2 separate regions of the Mus musculus genome follow, and region 2 is linked to region 1. The links are chromatin loops, found by intact Hi-C in ENCODE. Cell type or tissue: left cerebral cortex. All regions are shown on one strand.

Region 1 (8,000 bases):
TTCTTCAGGCCAAGTTTCATGATGGTGCTCTTTACCAATAAACTCACTCCTTCAATCCTGAAACAACAGTCAAGGTGTCTGACCCCAGTCTATGCTGTCTGTTTGCAAGCAATTCTGAAATGCTAGAGTGTTCACTGGGTACACAGAATTTACCTCAGAGCTCAATGTTGTGGGAGGCAGAGTAGAAACAGACCATGTTCCACTGTGAGGAGCAATCCCTGCATGCTACAGGACAGTTCCTGAATGATGGATTGGTGGGGGGAGTGTTGGGGACAGTGGGGATGGTAGGCTATATGGACAAGTATGTCTACCTAGGGAAGCCAGACTGCGTCAGTGGGTGGGTAGTGAAAGCATGGAACATATTCACAGCAGGTCTGAGTCTGGCGTCAAAGCCAGGGAAGTCCAGTTCAGGAAGCTTGAAGAGAGCAGAGCTCAGAAGTTTCAAACTCAGAGGTTTTCTACCAAAAGGCACACGGCTGAGGGCAATGAAGCCTGCTAAGTGTGGACAATGCTTCTAGCACGGTGCCCTGTGTCTTTAAACCGTCACAGGACACATGGCCATGAGCAATCCTAACCTTTACTCTGTGCTTCATTGCTGGGTTTAACGGCACGTGGCACAATGCCGGGCCTACTTTCATGTCTTTTGTCAAGTTGTGGTTACTACTTTAGAAAGGGTATCACTAGGGGGCTGGAGAGATGGCCCTGTGCTTAAGAGTACTGGCTGCTCTTCCAGAGGTCCTGAGTTCAATTCCTAGCACCCACATGGTGGCTCACAACCATCTGTAATGGGATCTAATGCCCTCTTCTGGTGTGTCTGAAGACAGCTACAGTGTACTCATATACATAAAATAAATCTAAAAAAAAAAAAAAAAAAAAAGAGCCCCACCTTCACCCTGAGTGTCCTTATGTCACCCATGGTCCTAATTCCGAATCCTAGCCAATCTTCTGTAGTAGGTTAGGCTTTGTCTCCCTACAGAGCCATCTGAAGTTGAACCAAGGACTCTGAAAACACACTGGTACTGTACCTTTCCATGCGTATAACGAAGGCCAAGGGATGTTTATCAGGCACCTCCAAAGCACGAGGCTTCACCTCCAGCCGCTGGACACGCACCTTGTCACGTTGCTGTCGCCAGGAATCATGCACGAAAGATTCTAGTCGTCTGAACCTGAATTGCTTTCCTTTTCTCTGTGGCAGAGAAGACACGCATCAGCATCTCTTCCCCTCCACAGTTAACCCAGGACCATTAGTAAGAGAGCTCAGCTCTCAAACGTTCTGCAAAGTGGGCAGACCATTACCTAAGGGGCACATGAAGAGGCCAGATGGAACTGAGAGATGTAAGAGCAGTCAGTGCTCTTAAGGGCTGAAGAAAAGTTTGTGGTGAGCTCATATGCTGGTAACATTTAATACAGGTGTTTAGGAAACTCAACACTATATTAGGCATCATTAAACAAGAGGATTTTCTTCTCTTTGCGTTCAAAAATCCTGTACATACTGTGTGCAGAATCTACACATTGGTTTTTCGAGACAGGGTTTCTCTGTGTAGCCCTGGCTGACCTGGAACTCACTTTGTAGACCAGGCTGACCTCGAACTCAGAAATCCGCCTGCCTTTGCCTCCCGAGTGCTGGGATTAAAGGTGAGCCACCATGACCAGGAATTTTTTTTTAATTAGATATTTTCTTTATTTACATTTCAAATACTATCCCGAAAGTTCCCTATACCCTCCCCCCAAAGATTTATTTATTATTATATGTAAGTACACTGCAGCTGTCTTTACACACACCTGAAGAGGGAGTCAGATCTCATTATAGGTGGTTGTGAGCTACCATGTGGTTGCTGGGATTTGAACTCAGGACCTTCCGAAGAGCAGTCAGTGCTCTTAAGGGCTGAGCCATCTCTCCAGCCCACACGTGATTCTAAATAAACTTTTAAAATTGTTGGATACTTTTGGTTTGAGACAGGTTCTCTTTATATAGCCAAACTCTCCATTTTCCTGTCTCAACCTTCTAGAATGCTGAAAAGTGTGCCACAGATAGCAATTTAATCGCAGCATTCTAGAGGCCTAAGTAGGCTGATCTGTTAGTTTGAGGCCAGCCTGGTCATACAGTATTCCAGACCATATGTACAGACCCCATCTAAGAAACAAACCAACCCCAACAAAACATTTTTAAAATAATCTATTTTTTTCCCTGCCAAATTTGGTTTTACCACTAAATTTGAATTCAGAAAATGTCTTCACTTTTCCCTTAAAGGCTGGTCTAACATTTTGCTCACAGAAAGATGGTGGGTAAATCTTTGCTAAATGGAGGACTATGAGGGAGAAACCTGTGAGGGATCTGATAACAAATCTAGTTCAACGAACACCGTTTAGTAAAATCCGTCCACTACAAATCCTAACCCCCCCCCTCTCAGAATTACCTCTCTCTTTGCCAAAAGTGCCTGCTTTGCCTGAGTGGCTTTGAGGGCTTGATAAGCCTTCCTCTTTTTCAGAAGATTTTCTGGAACCAAAGGAATTTTTTTTCTTTCCCTGATAAAGGAACAAATTTGACATTAATGAAAATTGCCAAACCAACATTTGGTGGCTTTCCAAACCAATTCGAGATCCTGGTCTTCCCGGGACCTAAAGTTTCTGATGAGTCTTCGCCGTGCTCCTGTAATGCTCACTCGTCCCGAGAGCCTTTAAAAATCAGGAAAAACCTTTGCTCTCTGGGTTCGTTTTGGTCCGTGGAGCTTTAACAACTGTAGGCTATGACCTGTCACTAGCGGCAAGGAAATTCTAGTAAAATCCAGAAAGGGGCTATCACAGATCCATCAAGAAGAGTAATGATTAAGTCGAGCTAGGATGAGGTGGGGGGGGGGGGCACATGAAAGCAGGAGGGGGAATTGGGGGGAAAGAGCTTGGTGGAAGACGCAGGGGAATAAGAGATGATGGGGAGGTGATACGATCAAAATACACTGTACGTGTGTACCAAACTGTGAAAGACATGACAGCCAAGCTGAGCGAACTCAACTCTGGCGCTACGCAGCCACTCGCCCCTCCGAACCTCAGTTCCTCTTCTCGCTGCTTCCAAAGTCGTCCCGATCCCTGGTCGCGGAGCCCTACAGCATCTCAGCCCCCACCTTGACTTCATACTATGGAGCCTTTTTCTTTTCTCTCCACAGCCCACAGCTTCCTTTTGTATCACCAGAGTACAAACAGAAAGGATGGCATCGGATCCTCAAAGCCCCATAGAGAGATCCGAAGACACACTCACCCTTCCTCCGCCATCTTTCCGGTGCTTCAGCTACTGCGCTTGCGCAGCCTCACCGGGCGGGGTAGAGAGGCCCGCCTCGACGTCTCTTGTATCATAGAGACGGACTCTCGCTCCCGCAGGAGGACTCAGGCAGCCTGAGATTCCTTAGCGAATGTGAGCGTCTGGGAAAAGGTCTTGCTAGCCAGGATTCCGGCAAAAAACCCTCCAGTTTTCTTCCCATCCCTTCTAAGGTCTCTAGAGTCTGACACCCGTCTGGATCCAACCCTTTTCAGTTAGGCTGTAGGGTCTCGAACTCGGCCGCTTGTGAACAATTTAAAGGCTTTCCACAATGCATCTGCAGCTTCCGCTACGGCACGGGCTCTACAGAAGTTGGCCGCCTTGCTTAGGTGAGGTTTTTATTCCCGGAGACTTGAAGGACCGACGTGGCACTCACATTTGGTGGGCGGTTATTTGTGGAGGATTTGCGGAAATAAAAATGTGTCACCTACTCTGTGAGCCTTTGAATTCCTCACCTTTCTGCATCTCGGCTTCCTCATCCGTACAATGAATATCTACGGGTTCCCAGTGGCCGCCAGGGGGCTCCTTAAGATTTACAAAGCCTTAGCACAAGTTGGGTAAACAGTGGAGCCAGAAACTAGAAATGCTCCATTTCCATCTCAGAGCCTTCACTTGTTTAAGTTTCTCAGAATTTACTCCCATTGCCACATACTAGCACAGTGCTGTTTTATGCTAGCACAGTGCTGTTTTATGCTCTAGCCTAGGACAACGCCACTATATAACACTAGAAAGGGTCGCCACCCACAGCCTTTATCCTACACCTTTGGCTTATGGGCAGGAGACTTTTCTTATTTTCTGTGTCTCTTCTGCACCTCACTACACCACTTCACTACAGTGGGACTCTGCAAGGAATTGTTGAGTACCCAAGGACTGATACATGATGTTGGAACACACTAAAAAACTAGTCCACTCAACACGCTAATGTCATTACCAGATGAATGTCAAAGGAGATTAAGGGCACGACCTCTTCCGGCCTCCTGCACCAGGCATACCAGGTATTCTAAACTATTCCATGGATTGCGCTAGAACCATGCTTGTTTTTAAGTTTCCTCAAAAATCTCTGTCCGGGGCTGGTGAGATGGCTCAGTGGGTAAAAGCACCCGACTGTTCTTCCGAAGGTCCAGAGTTCAAATCCCAGCAACCACATGGTGGCTCACAACCATCTGTAACAAGATCTGACGCCCTCTTCTGGAGTGTCTGAAGACAGCTACAGTGTACTTACATATAATAATAATAATAATAATAATAATAATAATAATAATAATAATAATAATAAAATATATATATATGTCCCATATTGGGTGAGCCACTTGTCTATGTGACAGAGAAAGAAGAGCAAAATAAAAAATAAAAACAATAGTCCTAGTGGGGACTGTCGCTGCTCATCTCATAATATTTGCTTGTTTTTAAAGATTTATTTATTTATTTATTTATTTTACTTATATGAAAACGCTGTAGCTGTCTTCAGACACACCAGAAGAGGGCCTCAGATCTCTTTACAGATGGTTATGAGCTACCATGTGGTTGGTAGGAATTGAACTCAGGACCTCTGGAAGAGCAGTCAGTGCTCTTAACTGCTGAGCCATCTCACCAGTCCTCATTTTTTTGGTTTTTGGAGACAGGGTTTCTCTGTGTAGCCTTCGCTATCCTGGAACTCACTCTGCACACAGTCTGGCCTCAAACTCAAAGGTCCTCCAACCTCTGCCTCCTGAACACTGAGATTAAAGGTGTTAACCACCACTGCCTGGCTCACCTCTTATTCTTTTGATTTTAATTTAATGCTCTAAAATTTTTGTTAAAGTATAAATGTCATCTTAAAAGTTGGAAGAGCCGGGCGTGGTGGCGCACGCCTTTAATTCCAGCACTTGGGAGGCAGAGGCAGGCGGATTTCTGAGGTCGAGGCCAGCCTGGTCTACAGAGTGAGTTCCAGGACAGCCAGGGCTATACAGAGAAACCCTGTGTCGAAAAACCAAAAAAAAAAAAAAAAAGTTGAAAGATTAGCCGGGCGCGGTGGCGTACGCCTTTAATCCCAGCTCTCGGGAGGCAGAGGCAGGCGGATTTCTGAGTTCGAGGCCAGCCTGGTCTACAAAGTGAGTTACAGGACAGCCAGGGTTACACAGAGAAACCCTGTCTCAAAAAACCAAAAAAAAAAAAAAAAAAAAGTTGGAAGATTGGGCTGGTGAGATGGCTCAGTGCCGACTGCTCTTCCAAAGGTCCTGAGTTCAAATCCCAGCAACCACATGGTGGCTCATAACCATCTGTAACGAAATCTGATGCCCTCTTCTGGAGTGTCTGAAGACAGCTACAGTGTAATTATATATAATAAATAAATATTTTTTAAGAAAAAGTTGGAAGATTGCCGGGCAGTGGTGGCACATGCCTTTAGTCCCAGCACTTGGGAGCCAGAGGCAGGCAGATTTCTGAGTTCAAGGCCAGCCCGTTCTACAGAATGAGTTCCAGGACAGCCATGGGTACACAGAGAAATCCTGTCTTGAAAAACCAAAAAGGGCTGGTGAGATGGCTCAGTGGGTAAGAGCACCCGACTGCTCTTCCGAAGGTCCAAAGTTCAAATCCCAGCAACCACATGGTGGCTCACAACCATCCGTAACGAGATCTGACGCCCTCTTCTGGAGTGTCTGAAGACAGCTACAGTGTACTTACATATAATAAATAAATAAATAAAAATCTTTAAAAAAAAAAAAAAAAAAAAAAAAAGAAAAACCAAAAAAACCAACAACAACAACAAAAAAATTCTAAGATTGAGGCTGGAGAGATGGCTCAACATTTAAGAGCACTGACTGCTCTCCCAGAGGTCCTGAGTTCAAGTCCCAGAACCACATGATGGCTCACAACCATCTGTAATGGGATCCAATGCCCTCTTCTAATGTGTCTGAAGACAGCTGCAGTGTGCTCATATAAATTAAAAAAAAAATTTAAAAAGTAAATTAAAGATCTGATCTTAAAAAAAATTGTAAGATTATTGTGTAACTTTCAGTATCTCAAGATTTATAAGCATATTGGATATGATTAAAAACTGTAACTGGGGCTGGTGAGATGGCTCAGTGGGTAAGAGCACCTGACTGCTCTTCCGAAGGTCCGAAGTTCAAATCCCAGCAACCACATGGTGGCTCACAACCACCCGTAATGAGATATAAATAAATAAATAAATAAATAAATAAACAAATAAATAAATAAATAAATAAATAAATAAGAACCTGTAACTGTGGGCTGGAGAGATGGCTCAGTGGTTAAGAGCACTTCCGAAGGACCTGAGTTCAAATCCCAGCAACCACATGGTGGCTCACAACCATCCGTAATGAGATCTGATGCCCTCTTCTGGTGCATCTGAAGACAGCTACGGTGTACTTAGATATAATAATAAATAAATCTTTAAAAAACAAAACAAAACAAAAAACCTGTAACTGTAAAACCCCAACTCAATACATTTCTTAGACCCCTAGAAACGAAGCCCAGCATGGAGTTGTTTGTTCTTTAGCCTTCAGCCTGAGAGGATGAGCTGTAATTCACCATCCCCATTCTTATGATGTTTACTCAGCTTCCCCATTCTTTGTGGTCTTATCCTCCCCTCACTTTGCAGTTTATTCTGTAAAAACCCTTGACTGCAACTGCTGGGGTAGATCTCCTCTGCCCCTGTGTGGATTACGAGCTTGGCCACAGCATGCTAATTCCCGAATAAACGTCATGCGATATCGCATCAAGAACGGTTTCTCTCAAGTTACTGGGGCATTGGCTCATCCCAGGACTTGAGAGATGGTCTCCCCAAAGCGGGAGTCTTTCATAACAAAGGAGTTAAGACTTGTTGCAACCTGGTTGAGAGTAAAAATCTATGCATAGGCCGGGCATGGTGGCGCACTCCTTTAATCCCAGCACTTGGGAGGCAGAGGCAGGCAGATTTCTGAGTTCGAGGCCAGCCTGGTCTACAAAGTGAGTTCAGGACAGCCAAGGGCTACACAGAGAAACCCTGTCTCTAAAAACAAAAACAAACAAACAAAAATAAATGTATGCATAGGTAATCTTAAAGGAAACGTGTGGCTTGTCTCCATCTTAGCTGATGTTTCTTCATTGGGAGGGAGGCAGACATCTTTGCTAGGGTTGGGAAGGATGGGTTTTGCCACGTGACCTCACTCCTACCCTTTTTAGTTTTTTATTTTTTGGCTTTTGAAGACAGGCTATCTCCCTGTAGCCCTGGCTGGCCTGGAACTCACTCTGTAGACCAGGCTGACCTCGAACTCATAGAGATAGACCTGCCTCTGTCTCCCAAGTGCTAGGATTAAAGGTGTGTGCCATCACCCAGCCACTCCCATCGTGATTAAAAGCGACCAAGTGGCATAAGCCAACCAAGAAACAACTCCTTCTGGCTATGACACCCAAACCAGATGATTTATCCTCTACTTTTCATCATGCTGTCAAGCCTCCCCTTATCTGCCTCATCCCACAGTCCCTCTTTCCCTCTCTGGCCTCTTTGGTTGCCTTATCTCCCACCTCAGTGATAGAAAAACCATCACTCTCAGGCAACTACGCTGGGCCGACTGGCAGCCCTTAGTCCCTCTCTGCTCCATGCCACTCTGCCGTGGCATCCCTTTACCTTCCCCTACCAGGTCTAACCTGGTCTAACCTGGCCAGGGTTCTTCTCTGAGGGAACTCACCCAGGTGGATGGCTTGGTCAGAG
Region 2 (8,000 bases), 110 kb after region 1:
CCTACTGCTTCAGCCTCCTGAGTGCCGGGATTACAAGCATGAACCACCAAAGCTTGGTTTAAGGTTCACTGTTAAGGCATTATAACATCATGTAGGAATTGGAAAGATGGCTCGGTGGCTAGAGCATCCTTATAGATGTTCAATTCCCATCATCCACGTGGTGCCTCACAACCGTATGTAACTCCAGTTTCAGGGGGTTCAAGGCTCTCTTCCTGTGGGTACTGAGCTCACATGGTGCACATACACGCAGGCCAATTACTCATATAGGAAGATAAAAAAGAAAGAGAGAAAGACAGAAAACCCTTGGGTGCTGGAGAGATGGTTCAGTGGTTAAGAGCACTGGCTGCTCTTCCAGAGACCCAGGTTTAATTCCCAGAGCATACATGGCAGCTCACACCTATCTGTAACTTCAGTTCTAGGGAATAAGACACCCTCACATAGACATACATGTAAGGCCAATCAGCAAAGCACATAAAACTTTAAAAAAAAAAAAGTCAAACCCAATACAGAGAACCATAAAATATACAAACCATTGTTAAATATAAGTTAAGGTTGGACAGACAGGCCGGGCGTGGTTGGTGCACACCTTTAATCCCAGCACTTGGGAGGCAGAGGCAGGCAGATTTCTGAGTTCGAGGCCAGCCTGGTCTACAGAGTGAGTTCCAGGACAGCCAGGGCTACACAGAGAAACCCTGTCACAAAAAAAACAACAACAAAAAGTGGACAGATGGGAATGCTGAACTGGTCAAGTGTTTGCCTAGAGCCTGAGCCCACATAAAGGTAGAAGAGAGAAACTCCTGGAAGCTGTCCTCTGACCTCCACTCCCGTGGTGTGGTGTGTCCATACTGCCCCCATAAATCAAACCAAATAAAACATTAAAACTCATAGCTGTTCTATCCTTTCACTTTGCAAGCTGTCTGCAAGATCCGTCAGCCTTGCCCTGAGAGCTGCACTTAATGCTGCTGCCCTCTGCATGCCTCCCGTCCTCCCATCACGGTGGGTACTTACCTTTGCGGAGCCAGGACCATCCTGTCAAGGACGCATCTCAACTCACTGCCCTCAAATGTTAGGAAGAGAAAGTAACATGGTCTGGCAAACGGTCAGCAGTTAACAACCTGCCTGTGGTTTTGAACTCAGAAACCAGACACATAGCTTGACACCTGCCTTGGCTCGCCTACTCCAGCCTGGGGATAGAAAACAATCACCCAGCCCACCAAGGCCACCTCACAGCCACCGTTCTCATGCCTCACACTTCTTTAATAATAATAAAAAAAAGCTTTCCCAATGGAGTCAACTGTGGGACCCTCCATCTTTTGTCCTTTGATGCTTAAACGTTAGGCTAAACAACAGACAATTTTCAGCACCTTCATGTCAAGCAGACGCTGCAAAAACCTCTCCTTAAGCAGAAACATAATCTTGAAAGGGCTGGTAACACTGGCTTCTACTTTGCAAATAGCCTACACTAAAAACCACTGATAGTCTCACAACAGCTTACAGTCCAAACTCCAAGCTCAAGAAACCTTTTACCAACTAACTTTGGGATGGGGGGTGGGAGGGTTGAAGAGTTTCTCTGTGTAGCCTGACTGTCCTGGATCAAGCTCTGTAGACCAGGTTAGCCTTGAACTCCGTGCTGGGATTAAAGGCATGCATCTGATGCCCTGAAACTTTCTTAATTAGAATGGAGCAGGCTCCGATACTGGGAAACTAAAGCAAAGCCAATGAGGGGTCGTTGCTATTTCCTATAGCAAATCAGTTTTCGTTTAATCTCCATAGGTTAAATCTATTTTTCATCTGGAGAGACGGCTCGATGGTTAGCACCTATGCTCTTTTATAGGACCTGAATTCCTTCCACCCACAGAGCAGCCACAACTACCTGTCTACTCCAGTTCCAGTGATCTGACGCCCTCTTCTGGTCTCCAGAAACACCGCATACTGCATCGTGGAGCACATGCATCGACCGCACAGGAAATACTCATATACATAAAAGACAAATAAATAAATCTAAAAAAAAAAAAATCTATCTTTCAGGAAAGAAAGCGGCTCTTACATTCCTTTCGGGGACCTGAACAAAGTCATCAGCTGTGTTTCAAGAGTCCAAAATTCATACTTTTGTGAAATAAAAGTGCTTTCAAAAAGTAGAAAACAAGAGCCTCATCTAGCTTGCCCAGGAAACAAAACTGACGAAAATAAGGAGCCTGCATAAGTGACCACCGACCGCCCCCCTCATCGGCGCTCTGTTACAGCAGGTATACAGACAAGAACACAGTAACATGTGATCTCCCACTCCAACCCTCCACCTAGGAAAGAATTTGCCACCCAGTGACACTTGTCTTTGATTCTGTAGTGTAATGCTTTCTCTTCAATCAAGATTTTGTGCTTGAGGTTTGGATTTTTTTTTTTTTTTTATGGTTAGGAAAGGAGGCAAATGGGACGTGAGGCTTGCAACTCAAGTCTTAATGCCAACTTAATTGAATGGCTCTCGTTTCCTCCCATCTTTATCTGCAGGAAAACGCAGGCATATTGGTAAATTTTCAAATGAGTATTTTGGGCAGTTAAAAAAATCCCAATTAAAAGAACAAAAATGGAGGTTGGCAACAAGGGCGGAGATGGGGCTGAAACCGAGAACTGTATGGGCCACCGAGTCCAGAAGGCACGGTGGCTGAAGGCAGCACGCGAGGATGCCACCCGAGTCCTCGGCGGCCGCCGCCTTGGGCTTCTGCCAGGGACTGCACGGTCTTGGCTGCCCACTCGCACCTCGGGTTGGTCTGGACTTTAGGCTAGGCTCGTTCACTTCCGGTGACAAATCCCTCCCACCACCTCTAGAAATAATGTACCGTTTCCCCATCGCCTTCCTAAAGACCGCCGGCCCTATAGGGAGAAGCGAGGCGCTCCGGCTGAGGGTCTTAGCCCCGCGCGGCCAGCGGTTGCCAGCTGCGCAGGGAGTGGCTGCCACCGCGTCAGGGAGCAAGACGGTGGGGGTGGCATGTCATCCTCCCCCGCCCCCCCTCCGACTGCAGCAATTGGCCATTAAAAAAAATAATCTGTTTTTAGACTCCCCCAGGAACCCCGGAGCCCGCTCCAGCGAGGAACCCAGTCTTTCCCATAGCGGTGATTTGCGCTTTCTTCCCGCCCCAGTAACTGCCCACGGGGACCCAGACGCCCCCAGGCCGCGCCGAGCTGCAGTGGATGGGGGAGGGCAGGAAGGATGAGGGTTACCGGGGCGGCAGGGACCGGCTGAGCAAAGAGGTGATGGAAGGGAAAAGGGAAAGGGAAAAAAAAAGAGAGAGAGAGAAAGAAAGAAAAAAACCCAGAGGCATGCAAGCGGTTCCCTGGCCAGCTGTTCCAGCTGCAGCTTCCTCCGACGCGGTCCGGGAGGTGCAATAACCCCCCCCTCCATCTTTCTCGCACTACCTGTCCCCCACAACACCACAAGCACAGATTCCTCCCCACCACCCTGCAGCAGATCTCCGGCCTGTAAGGGGGTAGCAGGGAGGAGCTGGGGGGAGGGGGAGGCCTGCGAGTTTCTAACCTTGTTCTTATAAACAAACCCACATGTGCAGCTGCCGCTGCTGCAACTCACCCCACAATCCCGGATATAAGTCCTGCCCCTTTAAGAAGAAAAAAAAAAAAAAAAAAAAAGCTTCACCCGACTGCCTCCCACCCCACCCATCCACCAGGACCTTTGTCTCCCCACCCCCTCCTGTCAGCCGGCCCCGCCCTCCTTCCCGCCCCTCCAACGCGAAGAAACCAATAGGCGAGGAGAATATGGAGGGAGCTGACGTCACCGCAGCTGGCCAATCACAGCGCGCGTTGGTGGGAGGCCTCGCGCGGAGAGCGAGCGCTCGGAGGCAAGGCGGCGGGGGAGGAAGCCTGGAGTCAAGATGGAGGGTGTGGACTGCTCCATGGCTCTGGCCGACGCTGCCGCTGGCTCCCCGCGGGACCTGAGCCTGGTGCCCGAGCGACTTCAGAGGCGCGAACAGGAGAGGCAGATAGAGGTGGAGAGACGCAAGCAGAAGCGGCAGGACCAGGAGGTGGAGGAGGAGAAGAGCGGCTTCTTCGCCGCCGCCTTCGCCCGGGAGCGCGCAGCGGTCGAGGAGCTGCTGCGGGGCGAGGCGTCGGCGGAGCGGCTGGAAGAGGCGGCCAACCGGCTCCAGGGCCTGCGGAAGCTCCTGAACGACTCGGTGCTCTTCCTCGCCGCCTACGACCTGCGGCAGGGCCAGGCGGCGTTGGCGCAGCTGCAGGCTGTCCTAACGGAACGTCGCCAGGAGTTGCAGCCCAAGAAGCGCTTCGCCTTCAAGGCACGGAAGAAGGATGCTGCGGGGACCGCCCAGGTAGACGCCGCACCCGTCGCCTCGGCGGCCCCTTCTCCACCGGTGACCAAGGAGGAGGAGGGAGCTCCCGGGGCCAGCTGGGCCTGTGGCTTCTCCAACCTGGAGTCCCAAGACCTGGAGAAGAGAGCTGAAGAGCTGCACCAGCGCGACGTCCTTTTGAGCGACCTGACCAACTGCACTGTCAAACTGTGTGGCAATCCCAACACCTTGCGGCTTGCGAAGGCCCGCGGCTGCAAGGTGCTCTGCGGCCCAGTGACCACCTCTGTGTTTCTGGAGGATTGTCGAGATTGCGTCCTGGCTGTGGCTTGCCAGCAGCTCCGTGTGCACACTACCAAAGACACGCGCGTCTTCTTGCAAGTGACCAGCAGGGCTATCGTGGAGGACTGCAGCGGCATCCAGTTTGCCCCTTACACCTGGAGCTACCCGGGGATCGACAAGGACTTCCAGGACTCCGGTTTAGATAGGAGCAAAAATAACTGGGACCAGGTTGATGATTTCAACTGGCTGGCCCGAAACGTGGCCTCCCCAAACTGGAGTATTCTTCCTGAAGAGGAGAGAGACATCCAGTGGGATTGAGCACTGGCCACACTCAGTGTGATGTCCCATTCGGTTTACCTGATATTGTCTTATGTTTGCGGTGATAGGGGTTAGAAATTGTTGAAACTCCCCTCCTGTGAGTCCTATTAAATTCATAGCAGTGTAACAGACTTTTGCTGGTTTGGCCTTCCCCTGCCTCCCTTTGAGTATGACAGCGTGAAGAATTAGGGGGAGAATGGAGGAGCTTTGAGGGATTTGCTGTTCTTACCGTTGATCACAGGGAGTGATAAAGTGGGTCTTCAATAAATAATAAGGATGTCCGGAGAATTCCATTAGCGGACGGTTTAAATGGAAGAAGTAGGCCCATAAAAGCTCCATTAACGGCTGTTTTCCTCCCACTAAAGGTTTGTTCTGTGTCTTTTTCAGCAAGGCTATGAAGACTCCTTCCTGAACCTCTGGAATCCAGTGTTGTGTTAGGGCTGAAGTTTTGAATGGCCTCCAAGAGGTGTAGGAGCCAGCTAGCTGTAAGACTGAAACGGTTAAAGTGGCCAGCTCCCCTCCCTCCGTCTTCCTTGTCGAGACATGGGGTCACTATACACCACTGGAACTCACAGAGATGCCCCTGTCTCTACCTCTAAGCATCTGCACCACACCCTGCTCATGTTTCTTTTCCCTCAAGAGCTACAAGGCCATTTCTATTCTCACCATGTTCATGTGAGAAAACAGGTGGCATCAGGTCACCGCTCATGTGATGTGCTGCTGGAATTGGAAAGTAGGTGTGGACTCATCTTTGTGTTTTGTTTTGTTTTTTTTTTGTTTGTTTTAAAGGTGAGCCCCCATCCTAGCCCATGTTAACCTGGGACTCACTCTGTAGGCTGGCCTCAGAACTCAGCCTCCTGAAGGCTGGGATTTGGAGCCTGAGGCTTCACTCCCCGTGGTGCCCCATCTCTACAACACACTCAATAGCACTGAACTGGGAAGAGAGCTAAGCACAGGCCACATTAAGTTGCCCGTCATAGCCATGCGGCTAGCGGTCATCCAGAGGTCAGTGTGCTGAGTGAAGTTCCCTAACACCCTCTCTTACCGCCTTGTTCCCCTCCAGAAACCACTCCAGCAGTATTACTTGCAGCATTTACGTTTTTTGCTTTGATTTGCTTTTGAGAGTGGTCTCACTGTGTAGCCCCAACTCTGGCACTTGCTGTCGCAAAGATACACTTGGCTGTCCCTCAGTAATGAGGTTGCAGGTGTATCTCCCTGTATCTAGCCTGGGAGTTCATTTTAGGACGTGACTGTTTTAGGTTTTAATATGCCTTTAATGCCTTATGTTTGATATATCTATATATATATATATACTGTCTCCAGAAGAGGACTTACAGTAGCTTCTTGGGAAAATGGACTGACAGGATGTCAATAAGTATAGGAAGGGGCCTGGGTGGCCTCAGACGACAGCACTGTTCCTGAGTCAGAAAAGAGCCAGAGTTTCTTCCCCTTACCCACTAGCTGTGGAAGGGAATGCTAATAGTTTCAGGATGTGCAGCATCTACTAAGGAGAAACGTCAGTTACTTAAAAGGATAGCAACAGGAGAGGGATGCACGGAGCAGTGTTTTCGTCAGAGTCGGTCAGTCAGCTGATCACTGCAGGAAGCAACACACCAGTAGCATACGCTAAGGGCCCTGCAACTACTCACTACATTTAGAGAAATTCTGGTGTTGGTTAATTCTGGCATTTGATCTCCATTATCACTAGGGGGAAAAAAAAAAACAAGAATAAAAGTTAAAAATATTGGGAGCCGCCAGTGGTGACACACGCCTTTAATCCCAGCACTTGGGAGGCAGAGGCAGGTAGAGCTCTGAATTCAAGGTCAGTCTGATCTACAGAGCAAGTTCTAGGACATCCCGGGCTACACAGAGAAATCTTTTGTTTTTTTTGAGACAGGGTTTCTTTTTTTGTTTTTGAGACAGGGTTTCTCTTTGAAGCCCAGGCTGTCCTGGAACTCACTCTGTTGACCAGGCTGGCTTCGAATTCAGAAATCCACCTGCCTCTGCCTCCCAAGTGCTGGGATTAAAGGCGTGTGCCACCATGCCCGCCTGAGACAGGGTTTCTTACACAAAGAAATCTTATCTTGAAAAACCAAAATAAGGAGAAAATGAGTCAGTAATTAGAGTGCTGGGGCTGAGATGGCTCGGTGGTGGCCGAGGACCAGCCTCAGTCATTGGAGGGTCTTAAAAATGGTAGGATTGGAGATTTGCTACTGTGATGCGGAGTAAGTTGGACTTACATAACCGAGGAGGGTTACCCTCAGTGGGAGGTGCAAGCCGCTGAACAGCTCAACAGAGACAACACGCGGAAGATATCTAAGCCCAGACAGAAGCCTTTGAACAGGCATGCAGAGGCTGCTGCAGCCATGTCCAAGGGGCCCAACTATTGCTTGAGATGGCAGCAGAACGTGGCATTGTCCACATGGTCCTGTCAGACATACAGAGTGCTGGGGTATGGGATTATGGCGGCTGTCACCGAGAGTTTTGAGAAAGGCTTATGGAGCAAGAAAATCTAACAGGAATGACTCCTCAGTGAAAGCAAAGAAAATGGAATTAACACCTTCTGGAATTGGAAAGATATATAGATTTTTAAAAGTGAAAACATGAACTAGGTATGGTGGTACATACGTGTACTACCAACATAGGCTATATAGTAAGACCCCTTTCTCTTACACATATACAAAAGTAAATAAAATCATATATCTGCATAAGTAAAAAAAAAATGGTAGGATTGAATTGGCATGAAATCAGTCTCAGGCAAGGATGCAGGTGCCAGCTGATGGGTGACTCGTCCTGAAGCTGCGCTCAGAAGCAGCTTTCACGGTTTTCTCTCTCTGAGTGCATCTCAGTCTTTTATTGGCTACACACTTCCTTGTTAAGTAATAATTCATAATCAAAAGCCTTTTCATTATTTTCCTCAGACCCATTGTTTTTCCTGAAAACCCCCGTGTAACTATGTCACCGAAAAGCACAGCACACACATAAAGTCACAATTCAGTCTCTATAAAGCAAGTTAGACGTTAACTCTTAACTCCCCGAAAAGCCCCCGTATCACAGGTCATCCAGGCATAAGCTTGTGGTTACAACATTAGC

The links. Peaks named below come from ENCODE experiments on the same cell type or tissue, not always from the same donor. Only the 100,000 strongest peaks of a DNase experiment are listed, where the experiment ranks them.
Region 2: it touches region 1 in a loop (6-fold over the local background); 32 of 42 quality-filtered maps call a loop at or near these places.

What each region holds. Positions count from the first base shown.
Region 1 is chr17:46,779,366-46,787,365 of GRCm38, forward strand. It overlaps Rpl7l1 (ribosomal protein L7-like 1), which reads right to left and starts at 3,291. Exons shown (of 7, transcript NM_025433.3): 1 at 3,254-3,291; 2 at 2,418-2,526; 3 at 1,026-1,186; 4 at 1-57. The coding sequence starts at 3,267. In left cerebral cortex, CTCF peaks have their summits at 3,833 (motif pointing right) and 6,672 (motif pointing left); DNase peaks (open chromatin) are centred at 2,658, 3,314, 3,824 and 4,255; H3K4me3 peaks cover 1,712 bases; H3K27ac peaks cover 1,060 bases.
Region 2 is chr17:46,886,809-46,894,808 of GRCm38, forward strand. Tbcc (tubulin-specific chaperone C) reads left to right here and starts at 3,813. Exons shown (of 1, transcript NM_178385.3): 1 at 3,813-5,655. The coding sequence starts at 3,882. The coding sequence ends at 4,907. It also overlaps a transcript of Bicral not described here. In left cerebral cortex, CTCF peaks have their summits at 1,911 (motif pointing left), 2,684 and 4,687; DNase peaks (open chromatin) are centred at 1,907, 2,234, 2,798, 3,546 and 5 more places; H3K4me3 peaks cover 4,513 bases; H3K27ac peaks cover 2,708 bases.